Linked DNA regions of Homo sapiens: region 2 is linked to region 1. The links are chromatin contacts, found by Hi-C in ENCODE. All regions are on one chromosome and are shown on one strand. Each heading gives the region's core, a stretch centred on a gene start or an enhancer-like site at or near the end of the contact. The rest is flanking DNA. Distances are from core to core; before and after follow the strand shown. Region 1 has its middle 25 kb from the start of PBDC1. Region 2 holds the start of NEXMIF (neurite extension and migration factor).

The links. A loop is a pair of places that touch in the nucleus more often than their neighbours do. Pooled maps may share reads with other maps.
Region 2: a pooled map shows a loop between it and region 1 (8-fold over the local background). The contact joins the promoter of NEXMIF here to the enhancer-like site in region 1. A Hi-C loop is called at or near these places in 8 of 37 single-sample maps with no recorded cell type and 6 of 50 pooled maps.

The regions. Positions count from the first base shown.
Region 1 is chrX:76,145,385-76,150,628 of GRCh38, forward strand. No RefSeq gene overlaps it. Among named protein-coding and RNA genes, the nearest start is that of PBDC1, 25 kb to the right of the region's middle. RefSeq lists enhancers at 1-739, 3,063-3,597. Within about 2 kb of position 3,512, at least 25 of the 41 ENCODE cell types and tissues checked have a DNase peak (open chromatin) inside an H3K27ac peak, as active enhancers do.
Region 2 is chrX:74,922,359-74,928,325 of GRCh38, forward strand. It overlaps NEXMIF (neurite extension and migration factor), which reads right to left and starts at 3,094. Exons shown (of 4, transcript NM_001008537.3): 1 at 2,525-3,094. RefSeq lists an enhancer at 668-727 and a silencer at 1,973-2,132.

The DNA.
Region 1 (5,244 bases), core at 2,262-4,761:
GCGGGGGGAGGGCCGGGGGAAGGAGCGGGGCGGGAACGTCCTTCTGCTACTGCTATGGCTTCCGGGGCAGCACTTCGGCAGACCGCCCGCCTCCCAGTTGCAAATCGACTTCCGGGGCACCCCCACCGGCTGCCCGGTGGGTTCTCTGCTCGAACTTCTGGCGCTTTTCCCTTCCCGTTTATCTTGTTCAGGTCCCTCAGTGGACTGCTCCAGATCTAAAGAGCAGAAATTGGGCCGCAAAGAGAACGTCCTCCCAGACTTTCTCCGTCGCGGTGAAATTATGCCCGTTTGGTGGCAGTATGTATTCACAGATGCGTGCAGCTCTGCTCTTACCCCGCCCTTCGCGTTTAGAAAAAAAGCGCCGTTCCTCAGAGTCAAAACAAAGTTTCTTTCCGCTGTAGAGGCACAGCTTTTAGGGTGGCCTACTAACTCCCGCTTTTTCTTTTCTGAAATCTCTGTGCCAATCTGATGGACAGAAGAGCGACAAAAAATATTTTTAACGTGAGATTCTTTGTTGACTAGCCTGCTTGTAAACTTTCTGACATATGCCTTTTTTTTTTTTTTTTTTTCCATAGGGCTGTGAACCCCTGATATCTGAGAGGTGTCTCAGTCAATTTAGAAAGTTTATTTTGCCAACGTTAAGGACGCGCCCATGACAGCCTGAGGAGGTCCTGACGACACGTGCCCAAGGTGGTCAGGGCACAGCCTGCTTCCATACATTTTAGGGAGACATGAAACATCAATATGTAAGATGTATACTGGTTCGGTCTCTAAAGGTGGGACAACTTGAATTGGTGAGGTGACTAGGAAGGTCATAGGTAGATAAAGACACACTGGTTGCATTCGAGTTTCTGATTAGCTTTCCATATTTTTTAAATTGAAAAATACCCAGTTAATGTCATAACTTATCTTACTATAACTTCAGAATCTAAATTATAACAAGTTTTGTCTAAAAGCATTTATCTCATTACATTTACCTACTTTTTCTAATAGTTTACCTAGATTATTTATGAAACTGCGATAGTCATTTTATTTCCTTTTCAACCATTTTATAGCCTGTGAATTTCAGGTGTTTACCTAAGTAAAAGCCTTAAGATTAAATATATGGTTATTTTACTGAATAATTGGATATTTAGCGATTTTCATTAATCCAATATTAATTTTTTTATCAAAAATTATACAAGCAAAAATTCTGTTTTTGCCGGATTTATAGTTTTGTAACCCGCATGCCAAATTTTTTTTTTAATTATTAAAGGTTCAGGGTACATGTGCACAATGTGCAGGTTAGTTACATATGTGTATACATGTGCCATGCTGGTGTGCTGCACCCATTAACTCGTCATTTAGCATTAGGTATATCTCCTAATGCTGTCCCTCCCCCCTCCCCCCTTCCCCCACCCCACAACAGTCCCCAGAGTGTGATGTTCCCCTTCCTGTGTCCATGTGTTCTCATTGTTCAATTCCCATCTATGAGTGAGAACATGCGGTGTTTGGTTTTTTGTCCTTGCGATAGTTTACTGAGAATGATGATTTCCAATTTCATCCATGTCCCTACAAAGGACATGAACTCATCATTTTTTATGGTTGCATGGTATTCCATGGTGTATATGTGCCACATTTTGATAAGTATGAAATTGCTTGATTAATAAATGCAAAAATGTATGCTGGCAATTTTTAAGAAATTTCTGTTATTAGTTTACCAATAATTTTTAAGCAAGCATATGACAGATTTTACTTAAGTCATATAAAGATGAAAAGCATTTGGGCTAATTAATTTATGAGTACTTGTTAAGCCAGTGTGGTACCTTGTGGCCCAAAACACAACAAAATACGTGTACATACATATAAACACACACATACACACTTACACAGCTGTTCCCGGTCCAAACTGAGGGTCAGCCTACTTATTCCTGCTACCCGGTAATGAGATGCAGATGAACTGGGAAAGAAGAGAGTTTATATAAGCTCAGAAAACTTTGTAATTTTTACTTGGTCTGCCAATATTTTCGAGGCCTTCTCCCTGTGGAGAGACTGTCGTCAGACCAACTCAAAATTACAAAGTTTTCCAAAGCTTATATACCTTTTAAGCTATATGTTTACATATAACTTTGCATTCATCTAAAGACATAAGTTATTAACTTCTTTTAATCTACAACTAAGTTCTCAGTTTTGAAGACCTTCCTCTGGAGCCTCAGTAAATTTACTTAATCTAGATGGGTCCAGGTGCTTGGGGTGATTACCCTTATCTTGTCTGCTGTAAATCCATAGAGGTTTTAGAAGTTCCTTTAGACCACCAGTAAAACTTGTTTGTGGAGGTCTGGGGAGTTTCTTCAGACCTCCAATAAAAACTTGTTTAATCCCAAAGGGGTCCTGTTAAGAATTCCTTTATCTTGTCATGCTTCAAGGCCCAGGAGGACATAGGCAAAATTCTTGGTGGGCTTTTGTTAAATCCCAGCCTTTGTATAAGGGCACTGGCTCTTTCAGCTTTTAATATTTAACCAGTCAGTGCTGAAACAGTTGTTAAGGAGGCCTCCCTGTTCAGCTGTGAGACCTGCCCTGCCACACAACCAAAAATCCTATAGCTTTTACTTCAGAACTCTAGTCATGAGATATTAATACAAACTCATTGGTTTACAAAAACAATAACAAAATGAAATGGATGGATGCAAATGGTGGATTTTATCTCAGTAGAAATGTAACAGCAGACTTAATGCAGGCAAAAAAGAAAGCAGAGCCATACACAGAGAACTTAGGAACTTTATACTCACAGGTGGACCTTTGCGATCTGAATTTTCCTTGCCGTAATTGTGCAGAAAAGGACCACAGTATGTCAATTTTACACAAACATTCGCAAGAAGAGGCGCCATAAAACCAACAGAGTGCCTGAAAGGAGGTCATTCCTGTTTTTCCTCTTTCTTAGATTTATTTTTTGAAGGAAGGAACTTAGCTGTGGCCTAAGGTTTCAGTGGAGTGGGTCCAAGTATCCGGGTTGTGGGCAGGACTCCACAGTGTGTCACCACAGAGTAATTTCCACCTTATGTGTCTCATTTTCTCTCTCTGGAGGTCTAGCACCTATGGGAGGGTCAAAGCAAAGTGATCAGCTCTAATAGGCATTTCCTGGATGAGCTTTTTAAAACTATTTTGTTGTAGGTTCCCTGTAGGGCTGCTGGTTGTCACGGGGGTCAACACCCCCAGACACTCCCACTGGGCTCCAAGTCACCCAGGGGTGCCTTTCTGCTGGGAAGAGCAAAATGCCCTTTCCCTTTGGAGGTCAGGAAACAGTCTCTCATGTATCTATGAAAACAACAGTACAGCTCTTCACGCAGATGCACACACAAAACAACAAGATTAATTTGGGGAGGAAAAGCAATGGAGAAGACACTGTAGAATGCATCTCCAAATTAGAATTCGGATCCTAAACAATAACTTCCTAAGAGGGGAAAAAAGAGAGGGGCAGCTATGACCATTTCCTGTAAACTGTCTTCAGCCACTTGTAATTTTGTAGCTCTCATCTACCATTACACACGCCAAGGTCAAATCCTCTCACAGCACAAGATCCTTCCCCGACCGAACCACTTTACATCTTACATAAAATGATTGATGTTTCATGTCTCACTAAAATGTATGGAAGCAGGCTGTGCCCTGACCACCTTGGGCACGTGTCGTCAGGACCTCCTGAGGCTGTCATGGGCGGGTCCTTAACGTTGGCAAAATAAACTTTCTAAATTGACTGAGACACCTCTCAGATATCAGGGGTTCACAGCCCTATGGAAAAAAAAAAAAAAAAAAAGGCATATGTCAGAAAGTTTACAAGCAGGCTAGTCAACAAAGAATCTCACGTTAAAAATATTTTTTGTCGCTCTTCTGTCCATCAGATTGGCACAGAGATTTCAGAAAAGAAAAAGCGGGAGTTAGTAGGCCACCCTAAAAGCTGTGCCTCTACAGCGGAAAGAAACTTTGTTTTGACTCTGAGGAACGGCGCTTTTTTTCTAAACGCGAAGGGCGGGGTAAGAGCAGAGCTGCACGCATCTGTGAATACATACTGCCACCAAACGGGCATAATTTCACCGCGACGGAGAAAGTCTGGGAGGACGTTCTCTTTGCGGCCCAATTTCTGCTCTTTAGATCTGGAGCAGTCCACTGAGGGACCTGAACAAGATAAACGGGAAGGGAAAAGCGCCAGAAGTTCGAGCAGAGAACCCACCGGGCAGCCGGTGGGGGTGCCCCGGAAGTCGATTTGCAACTGGGAGGCGGGCGGTCTGCCGAAGTGCTGCCCCGGAAGCCATAGCAGTAGCAGAAGGACGTTCCCGCCCCGCTCCTTCCCCCGGCCCTCCCCCCGCCAGCCCTCCCCCAGCACCCCCCCCACCACCACGTTCCACCGCCTCTTCGGGGAGGCGGGAGCGCCGTGCCTGATGGGAGGTGTGGGCGTGTTGATCATGGGTGTAGGGAATTCGGCTGTCTCCTTTCTACCCGCCGCCCGAGTTTATTTTGTGCACGGTTTCTTTTGTAGCGGACGTTACTGGGAGGAATGAGGGCGAGGAAGAGAAAGACGTTAGTCCTCGGACCGTTTCCGAGAGTCATCTCCGGGAGTAATGCGAAGATGGACACGCTCAGTCCTGCCTGTGCATGCGCGTTCGCGTTGTACGGAATTCCCAAGCCAGCTGCGTAGTTTCTGCCTTGAAGCTATTTGGCGAGAAGTTTCGCCTGTTCCTTTACTTTGTGGGTCAGGGCTTGGGTGCTTGAGTGGGAGAAACAGAAAGCCAGCTAGCCCTGGAACCCCTTCTAAGATCGTCATCCACCCAGCCATCCATAAATCTGTTCATCCATGAAACAAATAATCATTGAGCACCCCTTATATGCCAGACACACGTAAGGATGCAAGGGCCGCGTTCTCATTCTAGTGGGTGGGGACAGAGAGTAAACAAATTATCTACTTAATTTCAGATAGTGGTAAGTGATAGAAAATAAAACGGGGTGATATTGTCAGAGGCGTTTGAACCAGAGCGACTCCATTCCGAGTGAGGGCTAGGAAAATGAAGCTGAGGCTTGCTGGGCTGCATTCCCAGAAAGTTAGGTATTCCCAGCCTCTAGATGTTTACGGTTAAGGGAACAAATTAATAACGTTTACTAAACAGACCCAGACTTGGGAGTGTCCAGATATTCCGATATCTGGAGAAGAAAGGCATTCCTAATTTTGCCTTAAAGATAACAACACTGATTCTTGCAAAACATAGTAATTAAGAA
Region 2 (5,967 bases), core at 1,844-4,343, 1.2 Mb before region 1:
TGTGTGTGTGTGAAAAAGCACTGATGCATCAAAGATTTATTCACTGAACAGGTTGATTTATTTAACAGACTTGACATATGTCAAATTCTGCCATGTACTTACATAATTGTTACCAATTTATCAGAGCTGTTATTTAGGCAAATATTTGCTTTAAAAATATTTTCCTTTAAATGACTTTCTCTAGCTTACTGCACAATCAATCCGTGGTTCATTTAAATTATGTTATGTTAACAATAGCTATTTGGTGAAGGTCTCTCAAATCTAATCTTCCCGGAGCCATTTCATCTCTACTCAAACTCTATCCCTCTTTTTTCCTAGTAATAAATTTCTGGCTAAAATCACACCATAGGGAAAACTTTAAATATATGTACAATGTATTTTTATGTCATGGTATTTTACACTTACGATTTACAAAAAAAAGCAGTTTATCAGTATATTGTTAAAATCACAGATCTGAATGCTGTTAACCTTAAAAACTGTCTAAAAGGAAAAAAGCATGTGTTTTTGTATGAGTTTATGTCTGGGGGGGCCAGTTGGGACAGCCAGGTAGAGAATTCATCAGAATAAGAGAAAGTAAATAGAGAAATTTCAAGTCTTACAAATTTTGTTCAATCACCCTACCCCATGTGCACCAAAAAATTATATTTTTTTAACTAGCATGCATGCAATCTATCTAGATTTTCGGGGAGGTGAAATATTGGAAAGTATTTCTAAGAGACAAAAATGTCTAATCACTAGCCACCAGGGCTAGTTTCAGTTCCTCTATTGTAAATACGCTATTTGCAAAAACAAGAAGCTCATTTTTGACCTCCCAGGTTACGCAGTGTGGGGACTATGAAAGACATGGAGGAAGAAAGGGAAATACCACCACCACACAGTAAATTTTTGACCTAGTAAGCAAATACGTTTTTGTTGTTACTGCTGGGTAAAATGTATGTCTTCCAGAAATTAGACACTGTAATAAAAATGTACCAGCCCAAATTTAAATTGCTCACTAGACAGATGGTTAATTATATTCACAGCCACATATTTCACTGGGATAGAGTTTCAGACACTCAGCCAGTTTTATTTGATTAGCCGGTTTCCCAGTTAATATGTAAAATGACAGTTACTTAGGACTTTTTTGTTCCCTTCTAAAAATATTTTTTCAATAAGTGTAAATTCTCCTCAGCCATAAGAACGTCACTGCTGTAAATAAAACGTTTGGTCATATGTTACCTCATGTGTAAAAGATGTAAGGGAGATTCACCCCTCCAAAACACAAATGGTCGTAAGGAGTTCAGAGAAGACCATTACAGCACCTTTTCTCACCAAGCAAAATATTCCAGGAACTCCTCCACCAAAAACAACCAAGGATATATTCAAATCCCGGGATTAAAGTGCTTTAGACATTTTTAAAAACAGCCCTGCCAGCCCTACAACACAAATCATGTCTTTTCAGATAACAGTCTAGAAAATGCAACATTAGAAAAAGGCCACATATCTAAATGTAGTGCTGTGCACAGCATTCAACAATATGCTGGGAGCCAAGATCCAGAAGCAAAATATGAGACCCACTTATTCCAAAATGCAACCAGAAGCTTGATAAAAATCAAGAGTGCTGTTGTCGAAATGGGGATGCCAATTTTTTTTTAACTTCGAAAAAGACAGAAAACCTTGCGCGGGTGATTCGGTCCCTCACGAATCAGACAGACAGAAGCAGTCATGCTGAAATCGCTGAATTCCTCAGCGGAACGGCGCCAACTCAGCAGCGCGGTTTCCACACTTTCCCGGAGCGGGACTCCGCTCCCCGCGCCGGCTCACGGCCTTCCCGCCCTACAGGGTGTACAAGACGCGAGCCGACGTGTGCTGCGGGGCGCGGCAGAGAGAAGCGCCAGAAGCCACACAGAAAAGCGTCAATTCGACCGCCACCGAGAGCGCGAAGGGGCCACAAGCCAATTTCCGCAAAGGAGATGAGCTGGGCGAGGCTCGGTCTGGCCTCCAACTTAAACCTGTCCGCAGCCTCGGCCGAGTGGCGCGTGTCCTGGGGGCGCTCTGTGGTCGCCACGGCCGCCCGGCTTCGCACCTTTGCGGCTTTGGTCCGAGCGCCCGGCCTCGGCCGCCGCGTGGGTTTTCCCGCTCTCGCCGAAGCGTGCCATGCCCATGCCCCATTCCCTGGCCAGGCTCTACCCTGCACCAGTCCGAAAGGAGGCGGCACTCTGCCGAGCTGCGTGCGTGTAAGCGCGGCGGCTCCGGTCCGCTCGCTTCCCCTCCCCCCGCAACCCCCTTCCTACGGCGCAAGCACAGAGGCCTTTCCTAGATTGCAGTGCCTGTCAGGGCGAGCCGGGATCTCTCGCCCTAGCGGCCTCGCTCCCTCATACACAGACACACACATTCGCATACAGACGTCCTCCGTTCCGTTTTCCCTTCCTTCTCGTCTAGCTCGACTTACCCCAGTTCATTCCACCCCCTGCGGCCGCCACCCCGAGCCAGCCGGGGAGCCGGCGAGAAGGCCAGGAAGCTGTATGGCAGCGCTCCTACTCACCTCACAGGCCGACTCCCGAGGCGCACGTCGCTGGCGGGCTCAGGCAGCAGGCGCTGTAGCTAGCGCGGTCGCAGTCAAGGCTGGGCTGTCGCCGTCGCCGCAGCTGTTCGAGCTGCCTTAGCCGCCACCGCCGCTGCTACTGCTGCCGCCGCCGCCGCCGCCTCTGCCTCAGCTCCATACGCTGGGCCCGCCAGGTGGACGCGCCTCTCTCCTCGCTCGCTCCCTCAGGCTCCGCCGCCGCCGCGCTAGATGGAGTCAGAGCTGTCGGGCTCTGGCCCTGAAACTCAGAGCCTCCGCGGCTGCCCGGCTGCTCCAAGGGTCCGTGCTTCGCTTACACTGTCGCTCGCCCCGGCTGGAGCTACCTAGCGAGCGGGCTGCGCGCTCGGCGCCTGGAGCCCGCTCTGTGCGGTGGCTGCGGCCGTCCGCGAGAGGGAGAGAGGAGGGCGGCTGCTACTGTCGCTATAGCTGTTAAAGCTATTGCTAAATGCTGCTACTGCCGCTAATGCTACTGCTGTGGCGGCGGTGGTGGCGGCGGCGGCTGCTGCTGCTGCTGCTGATGCTACTGGTTTTCCTTCCCAGGTTCTTCCCCTGCCTCGTCCCCCCTCCTCCCCCTTCCTCCTCCTCCTCCTACTCCTCCTCCTCCTTCTCTTCCTCCTCCCTCTTCTCCTCCCTCTGCCGCTTTTCTCAGAGCCTCTGCAGGCACTGCCTGGTCCCCTCTTCTCCCGGAGCTGTCTCTGCCCATTCAGAAAGGTGCCCAGAGTGGGGCCGCCTCTGCTGCCACCATCGCTGTTGCCCCTGCCATTGTTTCCTCCAACACGGCTGTTCTTGCTGGACGCCTTCCCCCCTCTACCCTTCTTCCCCACCACAGCTCTCCCTTTCCCTCCCGCTCTCCTTACCCTCTCTATGGTCCCTTCCTTATGTGCCCCCCCAACTCTGTCCGTCTGTCCTTCCCTCCCCTCGGGCGCCCGGGAGCGCGCACTGCGCGGCCACCTGTCATAAAGGGCGCGCACCCCCCTTCCCCATTCCCACCCCGCCCCCCACTCGCGTTCCTGCTGCCCTTCCAGTCCACTACGCCAGTGGTGCGTTCTTCCCCTGGCAGACACGCAACCGGACACCACTCTCCCATGCCTTTTAGGGCAGTTGTGTGTGCGGAGAGGGGCACTCTGAAGTTTGGGGAAGAATATTTGAATGGTTTCATCCACCAAGCATCTAACCATTCAACCTTTACCTACTCTTAACTTAAGGGCCTGGGCCCCCAGGAAGGTGGGTCCTTTTTGAAGGGTTGGATGAAGGCAGACAATTGGGGAGTGACGTTTGGGGAATAAAGGAAAGAAGGGAAGCTGAATATGGCCAGGAAGGAAAACAGATCTGCCTGATGGCTGTCATTGAAAAATCTCTTAGGTGGTCATTTTCCTTCAGACGTCCTGGGAACTCAACAGGAAACAGCAAAACGATTGGAGAGCAACTCAGGAGGGACCATTTAGTACTTCTGGAGTCCTGGGTGCAAGGTTGAGGCCTGAGCCTCGGGAGATTTGTCACCACTAGGAGCCAAGGCAAGAGATGAAAAGGTTGGTACTAGAACAGAAGGGGTAAAAGTAGCTACTTTGTGTGCACTTGCTCCAACATCATTGCCAAAGCACAGCTTCTCCAGTCAGGCAGGGCCTCATTTCAGATTTCTTTGCTGCCACAGCTACAGCGTCATTTTGCTACGAGGGCTCAGGCTTTGAGATCTGATGTGTGCAACTTCTCACCATCACCTGTCACACAATCCCTCCCCAGAAACAGTGCAGAGGCGGGGGTATATTTTCTTTTCCCTGGCAAAGTACAGGAGATAAATGTTCCAGATATCCCATTGACAATAAGGTCTGGGTCACTTTACCAAGTTTGAGGCGCTCTACCATGGGTCTTTCATTCCTGGACAATAAACTGTCTGTATGGCTTTTACAACTCCCCATCTCTGTGCCTTTGTTTCTGTCATCCCACTTGCTTGAAACACTCTTGTTATTTCTCCCTCTCATTTTATATCTATGAAACTCATCCATAAATAATAGCTCATCCTGAAATAATTATACTTATTGGGTCCTTACTATGTGCCAGACACTGTGCTAAGCAATTTACATGAATTATTTAATCTTCACAACAAACACAATTTTACTATCTCCATTTTACAAATGAGAAAATCGAGTCACAAGGAAGTTAGGTATATGTGTCCTGAGGATAGGGATGATATGTTATTTATCTTGCATTTGTGAGACACTGTGCAAATATATTTGCATCTTTCAGGCACTGGAATAAATAAGAAGACAAAATTTGGCCTCTGTTCTCAAAAGCAAAAACAAACAAACAAAAAAGGTTAAACATGTAAAATGCCACCCATCTATTGGCTGGATCTCAATATCCAGAATGAATTGCTCTTTTTCCGTTGTCGGAAAGCACATTGTTTTCACCTGTATTAACTACATATGCTATTCTTCCTTTATAAAGTTAGTTGCTTATTTGTTACCAGTTATAATTTTTGTCAATGCCCTCCAGCCAAAAACTACCAGAAACACAACTGTAGTTGAACAATTTGGGTTTACTACTTGTTAGAGTGAGGGAGAACACACACCATGGGTGTTATGGGCTGATTTGCATTTCCCCAAAAATTCATATGTTGAAGCTCTGACTATTCCCAGTACCCCAGAATGTGACTGCTTGGAGATAGGGCCTTTGCAGAGGATACTAAGTTAAAATAAGGCCTTGAGAATGGGCCCTAATCTAATATGACTGAGGTCCTTATAAGAGGAGAAAATTAGGACACAGACAACACAAAAAGGCCATCTGCAAGCCAAGGAGATGGTGATCTCAGGAGAAACCAGACCTACTGACACCTTCATCTTGGACTTTTAACCTCCAGAACTGTGAGAAAATAAATCTCAGTTGTTTTAATCACTCAGTCTGTAATATTTTGTTATGGCAGCCAGAGCGAACTAATAAAACAGGAAATCATGGGGTGTCTCAGATAAAAGGTGGTAGAAAGGACTTATAGGATTTGGATTTTGGTTGGGTAATTGGGGGAGGGTTTAAGAAAGTGGGAATTAATTCTACATTGAATGCTCTCAGAAAGCAAGGGCAATTCTGTGACTGGGCATCTTAATAAATCTTATCTATTGGGAGGTAGACTAAAGTGGAGATAAGGCTTTTGTGGGTTTTTTGTCTGTGCTTAGACAAAATTATGAAGAGGCCTTGTTTTGTTTCATTTTGTCATGTTCTCAGTGTAACATTGTCTGATGTCAGTATTTTGTGAGAGTGTTTATGTCCATCAGGAGACCAGCCATGGCCTACCTGTGAGTGCCAGGTCATCTTCCAGGTGGCTTTTCTTCTTCTTTAAGACAGGTTTAAGTGTGACTACTTAACAATGTCCATTAGTTGTGTGGCTTTGGGCAAGTTACTTTACTTGTCTG